3 separate regions of the Homo sapiens genome follow, and all the other regions are linked to region 1. The links are chromatin contacts, found by Hi-C or POLR2A ChIA-PET in ENCODE. All regions are on one chromosome and are shown on one strand. Each heading gives the region's core, a stretch centred on a gene start or an enhancer-like site at or near the end of the contact. The rest is flanking DNA. Distances are from core to core; before and after follow the strand shown.

What was found. A loop is a pair of places that touch in the nucleus more often than their neighbours do. ChIA-PET counts read pairs that join two places held with the same protein, here RNA polymerase II (POLR2A). Pooled maps may share reads with other maps.
Region 2: a map of naive thymus-derived CD4-positive, alpha-beta T cell shows a loop between it and region 1 (3-fold over the local background). The contact joins the enhancer-like site here to the promoter of RBMS3 in region 1. A Hi-C loop is called at or near these places in 2 of 168 maps with a recorded cell type or tissue (PC-3 and naive thymus-derived CD4-positive, alpha-beta T cell), 14 of 37 single-sample maps with no recorded cell type and 10 of 50 pooled maps. POLR2A ChIA-PET finds 5 or more read pairs at or near these places in 2 of 52 experiments (PC-9 and activated T-cell).
Region 3: a map of heart right ventricle shows a loop between it and region 1 (5-fold over the local background). The contact joins the enhancer-like site here to the promoter of RBMS3 in region 1. A Hi-C loop is called at or near these places in 1 of 168 maps with a recorded cell type or tissue (heart right ventricle) and 4 of 50 pooled maps. POLR2A ChIA-PET finds 5 or more read pairs at or near these places in 2 of 52 experiments (AG04449 and AG04450).

The regions. Positions count from the first base shown.
Region 1 is chr3:29,279,162-29,282,505 of GRCh38, reverse strand. It overlaps RBMS3 (RNA binding motif single stranded interacting protein 3), which reads right to left and starts at 1,435. Exons shown (of 15, transcript NM_001003793.3): 1 at 750-1,435. The coding sequence starts at 824. RBMS3-AS3 (RBMS3 antisense RNA 3) reads left to right here and starts at 1,567. Exons shown (of 3, transcript NR_109804.1): 1 at 1,567-1,775. RefSeq lists an enhancer at 2,531-2,580.
Region 2 is chr3:28,938,998-28,942,672 of GRCh38, reverse strand. No RefSeq gene overlaps it. Among named protein-coding and RNA genes, the nearest start is that of RBMS3-AS3, 340 kb to the left of the region's middle. Within about 2 kb of position 1,853, at least 2 of the 41 ENCODE cell types and tissues checked have a DNase peak (open chromatin) inside an H3K27ac peak, as active enhancers do.
Region 3 is chr3:29,709,530-29,712,942 of GRCh38, reverse strand. All of the region lies in intron 4 of RBMS3 (RNA binding motif single stranded interacting protein 3), which reads right to left. Among named protein-coding and RNA genes, the nearest start is that of RBMS3-AS2, 68 kb to the right of the region's middle. Within about 2 kb of position 1,425, at least 2 of the 41 ENCODE cell types and tissues checked have a DNase peak (open chromatin) inside an H3K27ac peak, as active enhancers do; they include heart right ventricle, where a contact is called at or near this core.

The DNA of each region.
Region 1 (3,344 bases), core at 186-2,685:
TAATGGTCATTTGACACACACACATAAAGCCTAAAGTATTTAACCAATTCAAGTCCAATTATGATCAGTTACATTTCATTCCTTTTCAAGACTCAGGCCTCCTCATGGCAGCTACACAGAAAAATAGATCTTCTAAAAGTAAAGAACATCTATTGTAAAGCAGTCTGTAGCATGCTGATCATCCTCAACATAAAATAAAATAGGCAAGGCAAATTAAAAATAAAAATAAACTCTCAGAGACTCTGGTAGGAGCCCTATACCTTCTCACACCCTTCTTTCATTCTATACCCTGCGATTAAAAGTTTGAGTTACCCCCACCGTTGCACGTCCTATCCAGTGGGAAAAACCCTTTTAGAGCCACAATCAAAGAACAGCTCACCAGAAAAGCCCCTGAAATTATATTCTTGTGCCTGGTAATCACTGTTGTGATCTGCTTTCTAAAAACCGTGCCCATCTGCAAAAGACGTTCCTGATATCAGGACCATTTATGCTGCCAAATAACAACAAAGAAACTGAACTCAAGTGAAACTATTATCTCTCCTTAAAGAGAAAGCTACAATTCCGGGTTTGCTGCTTTCTTCTTATGTCTTCCTCTGCCTCATTAACTCCATTGGTATGTCACTAATTTCAAAGAAGCAGGAAGAAGTGATGGGGGTGGGGGTTAACTAATAATTCACACGCCTGTCTGTTTCCCATCCCAAGTGCAGAACGATACCACGCTGATCGCCAGACCGTGGGTCAAGCCATACCTTGGTTTGGAGATAATGAGGATAGTAGTAAGTGTACTGGGGGTACATTTGTGGCTGATCCAGGCGTTTGCCCATGTAGCTGGAATCTTTATCTCCGAGGCAGGGAACTGGATGACAGGGTATAGTGCCCCAGGCCGAGCTTCCTCTTAAACCACTATTCCTGACAGTCCCGGTGACTGATGAGGCTTCAGAGACTCCACCACTCGCTAGTTCCAACACAGCAAGAATTTTTTTAAAAAACAAAACAAAACAAAAAACACACACCAAAGGAAAAAAAAAAAGGGCGAGGAGTGAGATCTGTAGAAAAAACACCCACACACAGCCTTCCCAGATCTTGCCTGGCTTCCCCCAGCTGCCGGGGTCCACTTGGGATGAGGCAGTTTGTTCTCTAACCAGGCTGTCTGTAGTGATGTCAATTGCCAGCGTTCGTAAAGGGGGAAAAAAATCAAAGTCCTTTTAGCACAACTCCGAATCCTTGCAGATCAGCTTCCTGTCTCTTGGTTGTCTCTTTCCCCACCTTAAAGAAAAAGAAAAAAGAGAGAGAGAAAGAGAAAGAAAGAAAGAAAAAGAAAGAAAGAAAGAAAAAGAAAGGGGAAAAAGAAAAAAAAAAAGAAAAAAAGGAAGAAAAAAAAAAAAAAAAAACCTTGTACAGCTTAGTTGCTGCTGTCTCCCTCCCAGAGTGACATGGTGTTCGGGGCTTGTCCTGTCCTTTCATTCACTTCCCCTCCTTCCAGCCGGTGGGTGGAACCGAGAGAGCCTCTCCAGGGAGCAGCGTACGCAGTCCAGAAGGCTGCAGTATTTCCTCCAAGAAAAAAAAAAAAAAAGGCTGCTTCAACCCCTGCTGCAAGCAAAGTTCCGATTCCCTCTGCTGGCTATCTCGAATAGCAAGCGATTTTTGCAGCAACGCTGCTGCCGCTGGAACTGAACCTGAAGAACTCAAATGCGGGCGGTGGATTATTTCTTATCCCTCCTCCATCTACCCCACACAAGAGCTGCTTTTTGTTCCTCTTTTTGCCAAGTTCCAAGGTAAGCCACACTGCTAAACAAAACACAGAAGAGAGGGAAGAGAGGACGAAAGAAGGAAGGAGGAGAAAGGAAAAGAAATAAAGGCAGGGGAACTAACCTTGCTGGTTAAAGGGGAAAAAAGTAAGTCCCGGATGCTTTCAAAATCTGTTAACACGCTAGAGCCAGACGCATCCAAGAGCTGATTGAGAAACTAACCTTTTACTACCTGGAAAACTTGGTGGATGTTAAGTATTGAAGAAATTTTAGGGTCTACTCCAGGACTACTATTAATGCCACATGTCATCAGATTGGACTGATCAACTGAACATATCAAAAATAATAACTTTTTTAAAATACATCCATTTTGTAAAAAAAAAAAAAAAAAAAATCAAAGGAAGTGACCCCTTAGGTTCGTCAGATATTTTACAGATAAAATCTGTTTCTCCCATTGTCTCTCTCTTTATGATTATTTTGTTGCATTGATGCTTTAATCACTTTACTGATATCATCTAAAAAAAAAAGAACAAAAATCATAATTGCTTGGCAGAGTTTTTTCCCACCAATGATAATATTCTGTCATGTCTATCAGCTGCTACATTATAATACAAATTGTTTCAGATAAAATATATTTCCTTAAAGGGTCCCTTTTCAAGGCGGGCGAGGCTAAAATTAGATGTGCCAGCTGTGTTTTGCTGCGAGTGCTCACGCATGCCCAAAGCGTGGGCAGACCAATACTGAGCTCTTTTCTACTTTGTCAAGTCGGCTCTGTTCTCCTGAGCCCAGAGTCTCCTATTTAGATAAAAGGTCCCTGGTACAAATCCAGCTTCCTAGTCAAGAAGAACAGAGAATTTGGGCTCAGTGCACACATGGTGTCCATCCACATACAAGCCGCACCACCCCTAAAGCAACTGGCTTCCACCGAGGGGAACTGGTTTCTGGAAGCTGTGTGAGTGCATACGTGTTCCTTGGATAAAAATAAGGATGGCAGGTAAATAGTTTTATGTTTTACTTTTGACAAGAATAACAATCAGAAGGAAGGAAGGATGGAGGGTGAGAGGGTAAGAGTTAGGAGGCCCTGACAACATGGTGATTGAGAATATTAAATCAACCCCACCTATCTCTTAAATGTATTATTTGGGGCCTCAGTTGTCCCATCTATAAAATAGAAATACTGCCAACTCTCCTGGCTGAAGGCAGTACACTGAATCAGACACTAAAAATGACACTGATTTAAAAATCCTCCAGTGGTGTCACGTTTCTCAAACAATAAAGTCCTGACTCTTTGGAATAGGTTTCAGGACACTTGACGAGCTGTCTGGCCCTGGCTTTCTACTCTAGTCTCGGACTTTCAACTCTGCCCCTCACATCCTATACCGGAGTCACTCTGAGCTACTTTCAGGACAGGAACATGCTCTCAGAGGCTTCTGTCATTCCCTCTTCCTGGAGTGCTCTCCCAAGTCCATCTCCACCTCTTTTACCCTTCAGCCTGTCCTTCAGGTCTCAGTATGGATATCACCTCCTCACAGTAGCTTTCTCTAAACCCTTCCTTCTCTGCTGCACTTTATATTTGCCCTCATAGAAGGCTTATTC
Region 2 (3,675 bases), core at 604-3,103, 340 kb after region 1:
TCCTAATTAATTACTATTTCTAGCTAATTTACTCAGATCCTCTTCCAGGCCATCCCCACCCCTCAGAAGGTGCTGGGAATTATGCTTTCTGCACTTGAGGCAACCTAAAACCAATGAGTAATTGTTTCAGGGGTACAAATTTGGTCACCTTGTCTTACAGTGGGACAACTTTTGCTGTAATTCTTACTCAAGATGTCCCCATGGGATCAGGCTGAAGTGAGGCCTCTGCTAAAACTACATCTTTGCCTAGTTTCTTCCTTGTCCTACGTTAATTCTCTCACTCCTTACAGGTTTCCCTTGAGAGTAATTCCTCAATAAATACCTGCACCAGAATTCTTGTCTCAGGCTCTACTCCTGGACAACCTAATCTATGTTACGCCAATAGAATAACAATAATAATAGCAGGCCAGGCACAGGGGCTCATGTCTGTAATCCCAGCATTTTGGGAGGCCGAGGTGAGAGGATCACCTGAGGTCAGGAGTTTGAGACAAGCCTGGCCAACATGGCGAAACCCTGTCTCTACTAAAAATACGAAAAATTGGCCAGGCATGGTGGTGTGCGCCTGTAATCCCAGCTAATCAGGAGGCTGAGGTAGGAGAATTGCTTGAACCCGGGAGGCAGAGGTTACAGTGAGCCAAGATTATGCCATTGCACTCCAGCTTGGTCAACAAGAGTGAAACTCCATCTCAATAATAATAATAATAATAATAATAATAATAATAATAATAATAATACCAATATTATGAACCACCACAAGCACAACAGCACTTAAATTTACTGTTTATTATTGCCAAGCACTGTTCCCAAGGCTTTGCAACAATCATGTTTTTAAACCTCACAAAAACCCAAGAGATAGGTACTATTATTATTACCATTTTATAGAAGAGGAAACAGAGGCTTGGAAAGTTTTTTTAAGAAAAACTGGCCGTAGTGGCTCACACCTGTAATCCCAGTACTTTGGGAGGCTGAGGCAGGCCAATTGCTCGAGCCCAAGAGTTCGAGACCAGCCTAGGCAACATGGTGAAACCCTGTCTCTACAAAAAATGCAAAAATTAGCCTGACGTGGTGGTACACGCCCATAGTCCCAGCCACTCAAGGTGGCTGAGGTCGGGGCTGATCGCTTGAGCCCATGAGTTTGAGGCTGCTGTGAGCCTTAACTGCACCACTGTGCTCCAGCCTGGGTGACACAGACTCTGTCTCAAAAACAAACAAACACACAAAAACGTAGCTATGGTCCAACAGCTAGTAAGTACTGAAATGTGAAACCCAGGCAGTCAGACTAGAGTCTAGGTTCTGAACCCCCATTATATTCTAATTCAAATCCTAATATATTTTACACCGATAGGATCCTTAAAATTCACTCATCTGTTGTGTAGTTTCTCATCTCAAAGACCCAGAAATGTATCCTTAAGTAGCCAGTAGAGATTTGGCCATGGGATATAAAGGCACACATTGTGAGCCAGCTGCTGATTTATAGGGTGCTGGAGACACCACAGAGAGGAAGGAGCTCCACCACCTCTCTCTCAGTAGAGCTCAGACTGCAGGAAATCAAATCCATGGACAGACTTCAGAATACTTCTGTTTTATAGACTGAATTAAGGAAAATGGAGTGGATATTCTAGCACTGCTGGCTACCCTGTGCTTTATTTAGGTTCATGACCCCTGGCTGTAAGGACCCAATCTCAACATTTTAGAACATCAGGTGGGAAAGGAATTAGGATATCCTCCTTTTTCTTTCCTGCCCCTTTCCTCCCCTGAAAACTGCAGCTGCACATGTCACCAAAACACAGAGACTCTGGAGGGCTGTTTTTGCTTACAACAGCCAGTTAGAAAGCAAAAGGCCAGCAAAGTCCTGCCAGAGACTTGCTGTGCCCTGGACAATTTCCCACATAAACAAAGTGGGAACTCTTTTAAAGAAAAGATGCCCTTGGCTTTTTGAGGGTGAGAGTGATCTTCCTACAAAACCACAATCTTTCCCTGGCCTGGAGTTCCCCTTATGCAAAATTCAAGTATATGTGGTTTTACTTCTGTATAACCTTTTCTCAGCAAACCCACAAGAATTTGAGTTCCAGTGCAAGTGATTTGCCAATTACTCCAGTTTTGGATAACTAGAAAAAATAGAAAAAAAACAGTGTTTACAGAGGAAGAAGGGGTAACTCAAAAGTCATAATCAGTGGAGAAATTTTGCTAATAAAATCTGGAAAGAGAAAAGACAGGAAAGATGAGGTTAAATCCGGGTCATATTAAGATTTTAGGGACTGATACTTACTAAAAAGAATTTTATAAGCTGCTCATGATATGTGTAATTCAAAACAACAACTTTATACCCTATATGTTAGGTATAATGTTTGACAAAATTAAACTAGTTTCTTCTTGGGTTTTGAGGATGTTTTTAATTTCAAAATTTTGGAGAAGTTCATTGCCTCTAGATTTCTCTTATTTTTGGAAACTTTGCTTAGCCAGTCCCCTAAAATGCTTGCTAACTATTGCACAAAGCAGCATGCAGTGAAGTGAAACCCAGGACTGAGAACTAAGTCCTTATACCTGTTGGAAGGAGGAAAGCAGTGATATGTACAATTGTTGCTGATGTGTATACTTGGCATAAATTTATATCAGGAAGATCTCAACAACTACATTATTCTGCATCTTAAAGGCCAAGGAGAGGCTACAGGAGGGACATAGAAAGAGGTGGCCAAAAACATTTGTGCTATAAACTTCCAAAGAAATCCAAAAGGCATTCAATATTTAGGAGATATTCTAGACACTAAGGGGAGAAAACACCTTAAAATGTGCACATTTTGGCCAGGCGCGGTGGCTAACACCTGCAATCCCAGCAGCACTTTGGGAGGCCGGGGTGGGTGGATCATGAGGTCAAGAGATCAAGACCATCCTGAGCAACATGATGAAACCCCATCTCTACTAAAAATACAAAAATTAGCAGGGCGTGGTGGTGCACGCATGTAGTTTCAGCTATTTGGGAGGCTGAGGCAGGAGAATCGCTTGACCCGGGAGGCAGAGGTTGCAGTGAGCCAAGATCACGTCACTGCACCCCAGCCTGGCTACACAGTGAGACTCCGTCTCAAAATAAAATAAAATAAAATAAAAATCTTGATTGTTTTTTTAGAATAAATATTGTGCATATTTGAGATTTACATATTAGGATATACATGCAGACACTAAAATAGTTACCACAGTGAAGCAGATTAAGACATCATCTCATACTTTTTTCTGATAAGGACAGCTAAAATCCATTGAACAAAAATCCCTAATACTGTATAATTTTATTAACTTTAGTTTTCATGCTATACATTAGATGTCTAGATTTGCTCTTCCTACATATCTGCTATTTTGTACCCTTTGACCTGTATCTCCCCATTGCCTCTCCCTACTCCCATTCCCCTGCCCATGGTAACCACTATTTCATTATATATGTGTATTTGAGCTCTTTTACAAATTCTACATATAAGTGAGATCACACAAGTTTTCCTTCTGTGTCTGGCTTATTTCACTTAGAATAATGTCCTCCAGGTCCATCCATGTTGTGGCAAATGGCAGGACCTCCTTTTTCAAAGGCTGAATATTTCTTCATTAATTCATCCATCCATGAACATTTAGGTTGTTTCCATATCTTGTCTATTGTGAATAATTCTGCAATAAACATGGAGTGTAGATATC
Region 3 (3,413 bases), core at 176-2,675, 430 kb before region 1:
ACTGACTCACATAATTATGGAAACAAAGAAGTGCAGGATATGCTGTCTGCAAGGTGGAGAATGTGGGAAACTGGAGATGTATTTCATTTCTAGTCCAAAGGCCTGAGAACCTAGTGGGTGCCTGGTGTCAGTCTCAGAGTCTGAAGTTTGAACCTGAAGTTCTGATGTCCAAGGACATGAGAAGATGGATATTCCAGCTTCAGAAGGGAGCCAATTTACCCTTTCTCCACCTTTTTGTTCTATATGGTCTTCCAGCAGGTTATATAAAGCCTGTCCACATTGGTGAGGGCAGATCTTCTTTACTCAGTCTACTGATTTAGATGTTATCTCTGCAGGGCATAGTGGCTTCTGCCTGTAATCTCAGCACTTTGGGAGTCCGAGGTGGGCAGATTGTTTGAGCCTAGGAGTTTGAGACCAGCCTGGACAACATGGTGAAACTCTGTCTCTACAAAAACTATAAACATTATCAGGGCATGGTAGCATGCATTCGTAGCCCGAGCTACTTGGGAGGCTGACGTAGGAGGATCACTTGAGCCTGGGAAGCAGAGGTTGCAGTGAGCCAAGATTGCATCATTGCACTCCAGCTTGGGTGACAGAGTGAGACCCTGTCTCAAAATAATAATAATAATAAATAAAAATTAACAAAAATAAAAACCAAATACAAATCTTTCCCAGAAACACCCTCACAGATATAACCAGAAATAATATTTTACTAGCTATCTGAGTATCCCTTAACCCAGTCAAGGTGAGATCTAAAATCATCCACCACAGCTAGGGATGATTATAAATCTCATTTTGGAAAAACAGAGAAAACCTTTTTCTCTTATATAATGAGGCAAAAGAACAAACTTAGGGAGAAATGTCTGATTCTTTAAGCTGTAGGCTTTATTCGAGGGGAAAATGCTCTCCTACCATAATTAATCACATAAAGAAGAAAAAGGAGCAGCAAAGTGATCACTTAAAAGCACAGTGTCTCTGTTATTTATGAGCTATCCAAAGATACATGAGCAGTTGTCATCCATTGAATTTTTAACCTTTAATGGTTATGCTAGCATTCACTTTCATATTGGTAAATAATGTAGTTGGTTTGCTTTATTATTTTCCTTTTCTTCAGTTACTAGCATTGACCCAGATGTTTGCTCAACCACAAAAGGCAATAGCTAATCCTCATTATAACCCTATCCAAAGTATTTACTAGGTTAAGACCAGGGTGTGCCAAAGATTAGAGCATGTGTATGGAGCCATGGGAAGAAAGTGACCCTTGAAGGAGAAAATTGGATTCTGGCCTGGCTTTTGCCACAAGCTCATTCTGAGATCCTGGGTTAGTAGTCTGACCCTGCTTGGCTCTGAAGTTTCTGCATCTGTTTAAAATGGTCGGATTAGGTGGTCTCTAATGTCCCTTCAAGTTCTAAATTTCATGACTGTATCCATCAGGCAATCTCTTAGGCTGTGCTCCAAGTTTCTTGGAGGTCAAGAACATGACCCAGTTATTCATACTCAGGCCAAGTCCACAGAGTCAAACCATAGAAACTCTCTTCCCAAATTTGTTCAGAACAGCTGAGAGAGCCAACGAATATGGAGAAAATCATTTCCAGGAACAGTCTAAGGAACAACATGAAAGTGGACACAATGTCCATTTCCTTTACTACGCTAGTCTCCTCTTATCTGTGATTTCACTTTGCACAGTTTCAGTTACCTAAGGTACAGTACAATAAGACCTTTTGAGAGAGGGATCACAATGACAACTTTTAATATAGTCTATTGTTACAATTGTCCTCTTTTATTATTAGTTAATCTCTTATTGTGCCTAATTTATAAATTAAACTTTATCACAGCTATGTATGTATAGGAAAACACATAGGATACATAGGGCTAAGTACTATCTGTGATTTCAGGCATCCACTGGGGGGCTTGGAACATATCCTGTGCAAATAAGGGGGGAGCTACTGTATTGTATATTTAATGCGTGGAACAGTGCCTGACACATAGTAGGTGCTCAAATATTTTATGATGAACTAATGTCTCTTGGCATGTATAGTAATGGCTGTATAAGCAATTATTTATACTGAAAATTTCAGAAATTAAAGCATTTCCATAATGTATAGCATTAAATCAGTGACAAGTAATAAAAAGATATGCAAAGAGCAGCCTGATAACTCTGAAAGCCTCTAAAGAAAATGGTAATGATTTAAACTGAATCTCAGAGGTTTAAAAACACGTGGTGTAATGCATGGCCTGACAGTTAAACTGGATGAAGGGAATTCACTGAAATGAGACGGATTATGGTTTTCAGTCTCTGAACTAACACACTATGTTTTCACTTGAAGCTGATTCTATTCCTTTTGAGGACTCAGAGCTGTCACCCATAAACGTTCAGTATATTGGAAAGAGTATAGTGCCAGTCAGGCTGCCTGACCCCGAATGCTGTGCCTGCGACTGTGTAGCTGTGTGACCTTTGGTAAATTACTTAAATTTTCAAGCCTTAGCTCTCACAGGTTTACTGAGAACTTCCTTATAAGGCTTCTGGAGAAACACAGAGAAAATGTATGTAGTAGTGCTAGTATAGTGCCTGAGCAGAGAATATATGCAATGAAGTTTAGCTGTGATTATTACTGATATATTATTATTTACTATTGACATAGAGGAGAAGGAGAATATTTAAATTTAGCATTCTTAATGACTATCACCCATCAAAGAAAAAGATAAAAATATGCATTAATAAGGCCTGGTTCTTTCTATTCACAAATCCAAAAAGGCAAATCAAAAAAACTTCCAATAATAGAGAGGTGAACTTTTAAAATGGAAATAGCCTAAACGGTTTCTTCTTTAAAAATTATCGTATGTGTATCAACCAAGTTTGAACAGGTAATGCCAATTGCTCACATGAATAATCTCCTTCCATTTGATTAATTTCCATTTCACAAGAAAGTTACGAATGTCATCTGAAAAATGGTAACGTGTTTTTTCTCCTCAAGTGTCTTTCAGCTATTCCTTCACTTAACCGACCCTATATCTACTCTATTTCCTTTTAATATTCTTTATGACTGATAAAATATCAAAAAGACTTTTGTGCAAGATAACGCTTTATCTCTATGATTATATATAATTATAGCTTTCTTAGAGGAAGAATTAAATATAAATATAGACTTTTTCAATTATCTACAGGCAGTTTATTTAAAAGTTAGGTTTTTAAATGTGCATTATATAGGCCTTTGCATTCAAATGCAAGTAAAATGTACTTCGGGGACAAACATAAGAGATTCTGGATAAATCATTGTTTTTGTTTATATTGGACACCACTGCCCTCCATTGTAGATAATTGAATTGGCAGCATCAGTGAGTACTGATAATGAAGGCAATAATTCTTTAGAATCTTAAATCAGAGAGAAGTTTTTCAAAAGACAAAAATTCAT